Regions from separate parts of the Homo sapiens genome. Here region 1 is linked to region 2. Evidence: read pairs that join two places in POLR2A ChIA-PET (ENCODE). Cell type or tissue: OCI-LY7. All regions are shown on one strand. Each heading gives the region's core, and the rest is flanking DNA. Links, peaks and the distances in the headings are about the cores only.

Region 1 (4,404 bases), core at 283-4,282, 280 kb before region 2:
GAGACAGAGTCTTTCGCTCTGTCACCCAGGCTGGAGTGCAGTGGCATGATCTTAGCTCACTGCAACCTCCGCCTCCTGGGTTCAAGCGATTCTCCTGCCTCAGCCCCCTGAGTAGCTGGGACTACAGGCGCGTGCCACCACGGCTGGCTAATTTTTTTTTGTATTTTTAGTAGAGACGGGGTTTCACCATATTAGCCAGGCTGGTCTCGAACTCCTGACCTCGTGATCCGCCCGCCCCGGCCTCTCAAAGTGCTGGGATTACAGGCGTGAGCCACCACGCCCAGCCTGCTTACGGTCACTTGTAAATCAGATGACTTTCTGCTTGGTATTTTGCTGTCTTCTTCAAAGTTTGGATACTTCTATAAGTGTCTTTTACTTGGCATTGTCATTTTAATGTGTAGAATAAATATAATTTTAAGCTGTTTAAGTGTTAGGTTTCCTGCTATTTCCTTTGGTCCCTATTTAGCAGAGATAATGGGAGTGTCTGAAAGTAAGGTAGAACTTGAACTTGATTCCACCTTTAAGAGTACAGACTGCTTACTAGTAAAAGTTGGGTTGGCTGCACATATATTTTAGCTTTAACAAAGGTAGATATGTGTTCATTTAAAAGAAAAAAAAAAAACCCACCTTCTTAGTTCTCCCCGCTTCACTTGACTGGTTTTCTGCCTGTAAACCAGTGCTGTGCTTATATTAGTTATCCAGGTTGAAAGAGTAGCTATACAGGGACAGCAATGAAAAGTATGTGTGTCTGGGTGAAACTAGAGGGAGAAAACCTATTGGAGTTTGAGGAAATGTGTTTTGTTGCTTAGCCTAGGGGGTTGGAGAAGAAAGATGACCTAAAAAACAAACTTGGAGGACTAGGTGAGAGTAAAAGCAGATTTCCATTGCGTCTTACGTATAGTAGGCACGTGACCGATATTAATTTTTGACTTTAGCTGTTAAAAAGTTATTACACAAGTAGTGTTACATGTACGTTTTTGAAAATTAGAAAATACAAGGAAACAAATATAAAAACAAATTGCTACCATCCATAGATGACTACTGTATTACTTTTCAGATAATTTTCTATGCATGTGCATGTGTGTTTTAATAAAAATGAGATACATGAATATACCATCTGTAAGGATTTTTTCTTTTTTTTTTTTTTTTGAGATGAAGTTTTGCTCATGTTGCCCAGGCTGGAGTGCAATGGTGGGATCTCACTGCAACCTATGCCTCCCAGGTTCAAGCGATTCTCCTGCCTCAGCCTCCTGAGTAGCTGGGATTACAGGCTCCCGCCACCACGCCCAGCTAATTTTTTGTATTTTTAGTAGAGACGGGTTTTCACCATGTTTGTCAGGCTGGTCTTGAACTCCTGACCTCAGGTGATCCACCTGCCTCGGCCTCCCAAAGTGCTGGGATTACAGGCGTGAGCCACCGCACCCAGCTCTGAGGACCTTTTTTTTTTCTGTCAGCTAGCTTGGTTAGTTTTAATATAATCTATTACTGTAACATGTCCAGATTTCCCCATTTAGCCCCAGACTGTAATAGAGAAGCTTTGTCTAAACCACTGCCTAATAAAGGACCATTTATTGCATTTGGTTGTTTCCCTTAAGTCGATTTTAATCTTAAGTAACTTTTTTTTTTTTTTTTTGAGACGGAGGCTTGCTCTGTCACCCAGGCTGGAGTGCAGGGGTGCGATCTCGGCTCCCTGTAAGCTCCGCCTCCCTGTAAGCTCCGCCTCCCTGTAAGCTCCGCCTCCCTGTAAGCTCCGCCTCGCGGGTTCACGCCATTCTCCTGCCTCAGCCTCCAGAGTAGCTGGGACTACAGGCACCCGCCACCATGCCCAGCTAATTTTTTTGTATTTTTATTAAGACGGGGTTTCACCGTGTTAGCCAGGATGGTCTCGATCTCCTGACCTCGTGATCCGCCCGCCTCAGCCTCCCAAAGTTCTGGGGTTACAGGCGTGAGCCACCGTGCCCGGCAATCTTAAGTAACTTTTTGACAGAATATCTGACACTGAGGAGGCAAGCCTTTGGAAATAAAGTTGCCTGGATTTTAAAAAAGCAGGAAATCCAAATGGTATTTATTGTAATTTGGAAATCTTAAATTTGGAGATCATCTGCTTGCTTGATGTTACTTTCCACAGACTTGTTGGAAAAAGATTTATCAGATGTTTGTGTTTCAGTACTGAGGTGGTTGGAACAGTAAACATCAAGATATCAAATACAGATTACATCCTGTCTCTTTAGGGTTTGGTCAGAGAAGAGGAGGCATAGGAATCTGTCACAGTTCTGCTTGCTGCTTTACTTTCTTGTTTGTGAAGCTCTTCCCTGTCATTTAGTATTATGGGGCACCTGTTACAGCATTACAGTTAATGGTCTGTCAGAATTTGCATTATAAAACTGGTTTTCCTGTGAGGTTTATAAAACAGTTATAGAGGGAAATATGACATATTAGCGAACACACCTTGCTTTTTATTTGGGTTGGCATTAAGAGGTTTAGCTTGATTGTTAAAACGGTGAAAGTTACGTCACGTTTAAACTTATTTCCTCCCTTGTACAAGCCTTTAGAGAATTGGCACCATATTCAACAATACTTTTTTTTTTTTTTTAAACATGAAGGGTGGGTTTGCTTGGAGTTTCTGGTTTCTTAGAAGGTATCAGCAATCTTAAATTAGGAAAGTATTTTAATTCCTGAGACAGGTAAGTTGTTTCCTTAAAAGTCTTAAATCTGTTTTCTCCGTTTTCAAGTCCTTGCAGCACTTTATATGACCATGTATTTACAATCTGGACAATTCTTTTTATGTTTGTGGAATGTAATATCTCAGAAGTTGAGATTTAGTTGAGTCTATTGAGTCTATTGTCCTTTGCCTAGTGTATTTCTCATATGAAAACTTTGGTTTGTGATCATGAGGGTGTATGCATTATTTTTATTTTTTCTTTTTTTGCAGTTCATAGCCCTGATGAAGCAAGTTACTCTGCTCTCCTAATAAATGCAAGAAAATGACCTTGGAGGGCCTTTTTAATTACACATAGAAGTGACAATTTGTAAGTTTAAGGTTGGGTGTCATGGAATAGAATGGAAGAAATTGATGCTAAAAACTTTGGCTATGATGGGGCCTTTCCTAGCCCAGGACTTGAATGATTATTAAGGATCCTTTCCTCACCTCAAAGCACAAACATAAAGATTACCAGACTTGGACTGGAAAGCCTTTATCACTAGGAAAGGGGCCATGTATTTTTACGTTTAATCCCTTAGACCCATAGTGTACGATGTGCACACAGTAAATGTTCAGTGACCAAATTTTGGTTACTCTAAAACGAATTCAGTATTTACTTTTTGCCTTTAGTTCTTCAGGTAGAGGTAGGACATAATGTGATAGAGAGCAGTTGAAGAAAGTTAATTTTTAAAACCTTAGATTTTTTTGGGCTTACTTGTTGAGGGAAGTAAACTACATTTTCTCTCTCTTTTTTTTTTTTTGAGACAAGTTCTTGCTCTGTCACCCAGGGTGGAGTGCAGTGGTGGGATCTCGGCTCACTGCAGTGGGTTCAAGTGAGTCAGCCTCCGGAGTAGCTGGGATCACAGGCGCATGCCGCCGTGTCTGTCTAATTTTTGTATTTTTAGTAGAGACGGGGTTTTACCATGTTGGCCAGGCTGGTCTCAAACTCCTGACCTCAAGTGACCCACCTACCTCGGCCTCCCAAAGTGCTAGATTACAGGTGTGAACCACCATGACTGGCCAGTTTTCTATTACTTTGAAAGCGCTCACAATTGACATCTGTCTCTTTGTATTTTTTGTTAGAGAGATGAGGTTTCACTATGTTGCTCAGGTTGCCCAGGCTAGTCTTGAACTCCAGAGCTGAGTCCTCCCGCCCTGGCTTCCTAACTGCGATTACAAGTGTGCACCTGTGTGGCTGGTGGAAGTAATATTTTAAACTATTGATCATTTAGTGTCTCCTGTGCAGGAGATTTTATTATTTTGAGAATTCATGGCATCTTCCATGAGAGTTTATAAGGACTTACTTTAAGTGAAGATTTCAGTGGTGTGGGTCCACACTGAGGCATAAAATAATCTTTTTGTTTGTTTGTTTCCCACTTAAACCAGGGTAAGGAACAAGAAATAGCAATGTTATTAGCAAGTTGCTTGAGGTTGAACTTCATGGCTTGCTTTAATTTAGCACAAAGTACACTAAATGCAATTTAAATTTTTTATTGATTACTCTTTGTCATAATCTTTACGAGCATCAGTTACTTCCATGTGGAAATGCCATGATGCACTTAACATATAGAGGCTGAGTGTTGGTGGTTGTAACTTTTTAAGTTGGGGACACTTGACACTGAAACCCATGGAAGCTCTCCCCCAGAAAACATGGGTGTTTCCTTAAGCACATCCTTGGATTCTAGTTTAAGTGTTTAAATTCT
Region 2 (4,404 bases), core at 232-4,231:
AGTGAAAATATGTGGTATTTGGTTTTCTGTACTTTCATGAATTTGCTTAGAATAATAGCCTCCAGCTGCATCCATGTTAGTTTTGCTATATTTATGTAGTAAAATGTTTGGGTTTTGGTTTGTATTTTAAAAGGTTTTCTCTACTAATGCAGGGAAAGCCCAGATTTGGGGCTCAGCCCAGGAGAGTTCTTGGCTTCATGCAGGAAAGGATTCACAAGCTAAAGCAAGTTTATCAGAGCAACAAACTACAGGAAAATGGCTGCTCCATAGACAGAGTAGGAGCAGCAGCTCCCATGAATTGTTGGCCAGCTGTATACATACAATTCCCTGGTTATATGCTAAATAAGGGGTGGGTTATTCATGCATTTTCCAGAAAAGTAGGAAGGGTTCCCAGAACTGAGAGTTCCTCCCTTTTTTAAACCATATAAGGTAACTTCTAGGAGTTGCCATGGCATTTGTAAACTGTCATGCCACTGTTGGGAGTTTTTTTTTGCATGCTACTGCATTATAATTAATGTATAATGAGCAGTGAGGGCAACTAGAGATCACTTTTGTTGCCATCTTGGTTTTAGCTGGTTGTGGCCAGTTTCTTTGCTGCATCTTGTTTTGATAAGATTCTGTTTCAATCAGTGGGACCTTGGTGCTCAGAAAACAAGCCCAGCTCATCTCCTACCTTACTACTATAAGATTTTATTTAACTCTCTTTTTATTTCCTGTTTTTATATGATTTTGATTTTTATGTTTAAATCTTTGATTCATCTAAAACTTACTTTGGTATAAGGATCCCACTGAATTAAATTGGACTGCAAAATGAACCAACTGATGTTGGAAACGGGTACCTCATTGATTAGTTACATGAGAACCATCCCAAACTCCTGTAGACTTATTATATATTATTTCCCCAGCACCTGGTATGGTACCTGAAATAAGATGAGTGCTTAATAAATGCTTGATAAACTAAATTGAAGGGAATTTCTGGGCTTATTATCTTTGTTATTAGCCATTGTATTGATCTGATATGTAGTGTTAAATGAGATGATGATACCACGAACACAGTAGATTTCTCCTGCACAAAATCTAGAGTGTTAGATCCAGGGACTAGAAAAATTATTCACTCAACAAATAAATAGTAACCATCACTTATAGGCATTCTAGCTGGGTTCAGGGAGTCAATAAACAAATATGTAATGCCATGTAATTGCCATGTAAGAATAGAAATAGAGCAGTGTATAGGTTAATAGAGAATGACCAGGAGGGGAGCGCTAGCCCAAGAGGTGAAGGACATTGACAATTAAGTTGTCTTTACTTAATGAACACATGTTCAAATACAAAGAAATTGAAAGGTTGTGGGGGTTAAATCTCAGAAGATTACAGAGGGAGAATCATCTGTCTCTAGTTTATGTTAGTTTTAAACTAGACTGTTAACTACTGGGCAGGACGGACTATACTTTTTAGGTTAATTTTTATAAATATTATGCATTCTTAGATTGACGTCAGTGTTCTTTAAGCGATATAAAGTTTAAAAAAAAAAACAAATTTGTCATTGCAATAAGAAACGAAAGTTGTTTATGCAATTAAAGCCAAAATTATATTCTGTCTTTGGACTGATCAGCCATGCACTATTCCCTACTTGTGGAAGTCTAGTCACTATTTTTTGCAGTAATTTTCAAATAATGCTCAAAGAAACCTTAGGGGGGAAAAGCAGAAGGAACCAGTAGAAAGGTTTGAGGTACTCACTACCTAATTCTTAACAATGGTAACTTTGCTTTTATCTTTTACTTCTTATCTTCCAGATAAAATTACATTTTGAAGTAATTTGAAACCTATGCAAGCTTGTCCAACCCAAGGCCCATGGACTACATGTGGCCCAGGACAGCTTAGAATGCAGCCCAACACAAATTCGTAAACATTATGGATTGTATTTTGATTTTTTTTTTTTTGGCTCATCAGCTATTGTTAGTGTTAGTGCATTTTATGTGTGGCCCAAGACACACATTCTTCTTCTTCCAATGTGGTCCAGGGAAGCCAAAATATTGGACACACCTGCTATAAAGTCTACCACACTCTGACCATGAGACCCACCATGTGTGCATGGAAATGATAGGCCACTTTTAGTAGCATATCACTGGATATCACTGGATATCACTGGATATGGTTTTATTCCATTTAGACATAGAATTGATTGCCTGAATGTGCTGGGAATTAAGAAGTCCCTAGTGGAAACCCACTGATTAAGATAGGGATCTCTTTAATGTATGCAGAATTTTTGTGGATTTGGTGGTTGTATGAAGAATAAGTGAATCTACCAGAACTTCCTAGTAGCTAAGGTATATATTGCCAAAATTGTCAAGAATTATCAAGCTCTAAATTAGGAGAATAGCATTTTCTCTCAGCCTATTGGTGTCAGAATCAGTCATTCAGCATTTCTAACGTCTTGATTTATTCATATTTCTTCCTATATGCTGCATGAGGATACTTATTACTACCAAAATTTAGGATAGAGGATTACACATTTTTTTTGTAGAATGTGCTTTGATGTTTCAACTAAAGAAAATAAATTTATTATTGAGGTATTTTATTCCATACAATCCACTTAAATCCGAATCAATTTATATAGTCTTATCACTCATTGAGCTTCTATCAATAATGAAGAATATGAGTTGCTGAACATTTCTTCTGAAATGCTATTAGCTTTCTACAAATGGGTTATAATACCAGAATTGTTTAATTTTAGAGATTATCTAGTAAAATTTGCGAGCATATAGTGAAAATTAGTAAAAGCTATACGTTTTAGAGAAAGGTTTTTAGAGGTCTTGGATTTCTTATGTTACACAGAGCTTGTACATTTGGATCTCCCACTGCTTAGCTCGTAGGAGGTTTTCAATACGTATTCACTGAATTAAATTTATTCCAAATTTAGTAACTTCATTAATTATAGTAAAAGACTGTAAATAACTTATGAAGCAAAGGAATACATTCAAAGATTTCAGATAAAAGAAGTTACAGTTTGGAAAGGTTATCAGGTACTAAGTGAGATTATCTTTTGGATAAAACATAGGATCTAGTATAATTTGGGGGGTCCACCACTCCTAAAATAAAATTTTCACCTCTTTGCAGATTCCTGAAATGTCTTCATCTGGGAAAACATTGTTGACATTGGTTTAATTTCTAGATATGCTAGTCACGTGACCTTGGACAAATCTGTTCCATTTGTAATGAGGACAGTAATAGTTTCTCTGCAAGTTTGTACTGCAATTAAATGAGACAATGTTTAGAAAATGCCCAATCCATAGTATTCAAAAATGTGATTTTATCAATGCATTACAAGACTGTGTCCTTCTATTGAATACTTAGAATACTAATTTAAAATGCAAAAACTGCTTTTTTGTAGGTACTCAGTCTATTTCAAAGTTTAAATGATTGCAGATTCTGTTCCCATTTTTCAGTTGGAGAGAGGTAATTAACCAAGCAAGCAGTCATTTAACAGTTAAAATATTAAAACTGAAAGTGTATATGCTGGGACAAAGGAAGGCAAAATTCAACTCTACTAACTTTTAAATGATTGGAACTCCCCATCCCCAACCCCCATGAAGAAAAGGATTTTGGCCAAAAGAACAGGTGTTAACAGCACTTCTTCTACTGATTTATGGAGTTTTTTTTTAACTAAGTTGAATTTTATTATAAAGATCTTGATTCCCAGAGGATCCAGTAACTGAGACACCTGCACACTTTACAATAAATAAAAGACAAAGGATGACATAAGAACCCATGGTGCTTATAGTTACAGTTAAGTATATTAACAATTTTTGCAGTAGACTTAATTACAATTAAAAAAATGATTTTGATGCACTGTTTACAACAGCACTAGAGCCAAATCTAGACTTTTAACACTTTTATCACTTTTCATGTTGAGGTCGATAGTGTTTCTATGGCAGCAATTAAAAACAAAGTTAAATAAAAAAGTGTTAAATCTAGAAGTTTTAAAACCTCTAGGAACTAGTTACCTATTTTAGACTAGAACTCAGAGTCTGTGCTTTGGCACAACACAAGATAGCCTTTTGACTCCCAGGACTGTGCTCTTGCCACTCTGCTGCCTTTCCCGTCTGCTGTTTGGCATTGAAATTTTCATTTCATTTCCAACTAAAGAAAACATTTGTATATTGTTAAAGAGTTTGTTTTAACATATTTTCTTTTAGAGACTTCAGATGGATTTTAAAATTGAACACACTTGGGATGGTTTTCCAGTGAAGCATGAGCCCGTATTTATCAGGCTGAATCCAGGTGACAGAGGAGTGATGATGGACATTAGTGCTCCATTTTTCAGGGATCCTCCAGCCCCACTTGGAGAACCAGGAAAACCTTTCAATGAACTGTGGGATTATGAAGGTAAGTGGAAGTACTGTA

Evidence for each region. Peaks named below come from ENCODE experiments on the same cell type or tissue, not always from the same donor. Only the 100,000 strongest peaks of a DNase experiment are listed, where the experiment ranks them.
Region 1: POLR2A ChIA-PET joins it to region 2 with 5 read pairs; 13 of 35 experiments call an interaction of 5 or more read pairs at or near these places.

Annotation. Positions count from the first base shown.
Region 1 is chr4:128,813,435-128,817,838 of GRCh38, forward strand. The region is part of intron 1 of JADE1 (jade family PHD finger 1); the gene reads left to right. Among named protein-coding and RNA genes, the nearest start is that of JADE1, 5.9 kb to the left of the region's middle. RefSeq lists enhancers at 1-103, 104-685. In OCI-LY7, for the core only: no CTCF peak of the experiment used is centred there; a DNase peak (open chromatin) is centred at 2,317; H3K4me3 peaks cover 1,658 bases; H3K27ac peaks cover 2,051 bases.
Region 2 is chr4:129,098,406-129,102,809 of GRCh38, forward strand. It overlaps C4orf33 (chromosome 4 open reading frame 33), which reads left to right. Exons shown (of 6, transcript NM_001099783.2): 2 at 4,197-4,386. The coding sequence starts at 4,206. Among named protein-coding and RNA genes, the nearest start is that of C4orf33, 4.5 kb to the left of the region's middle. In OCI-LY7, for the core only: no CTCF peak of the experiment used is centred there; no DNase peak of the experiment used is centred there.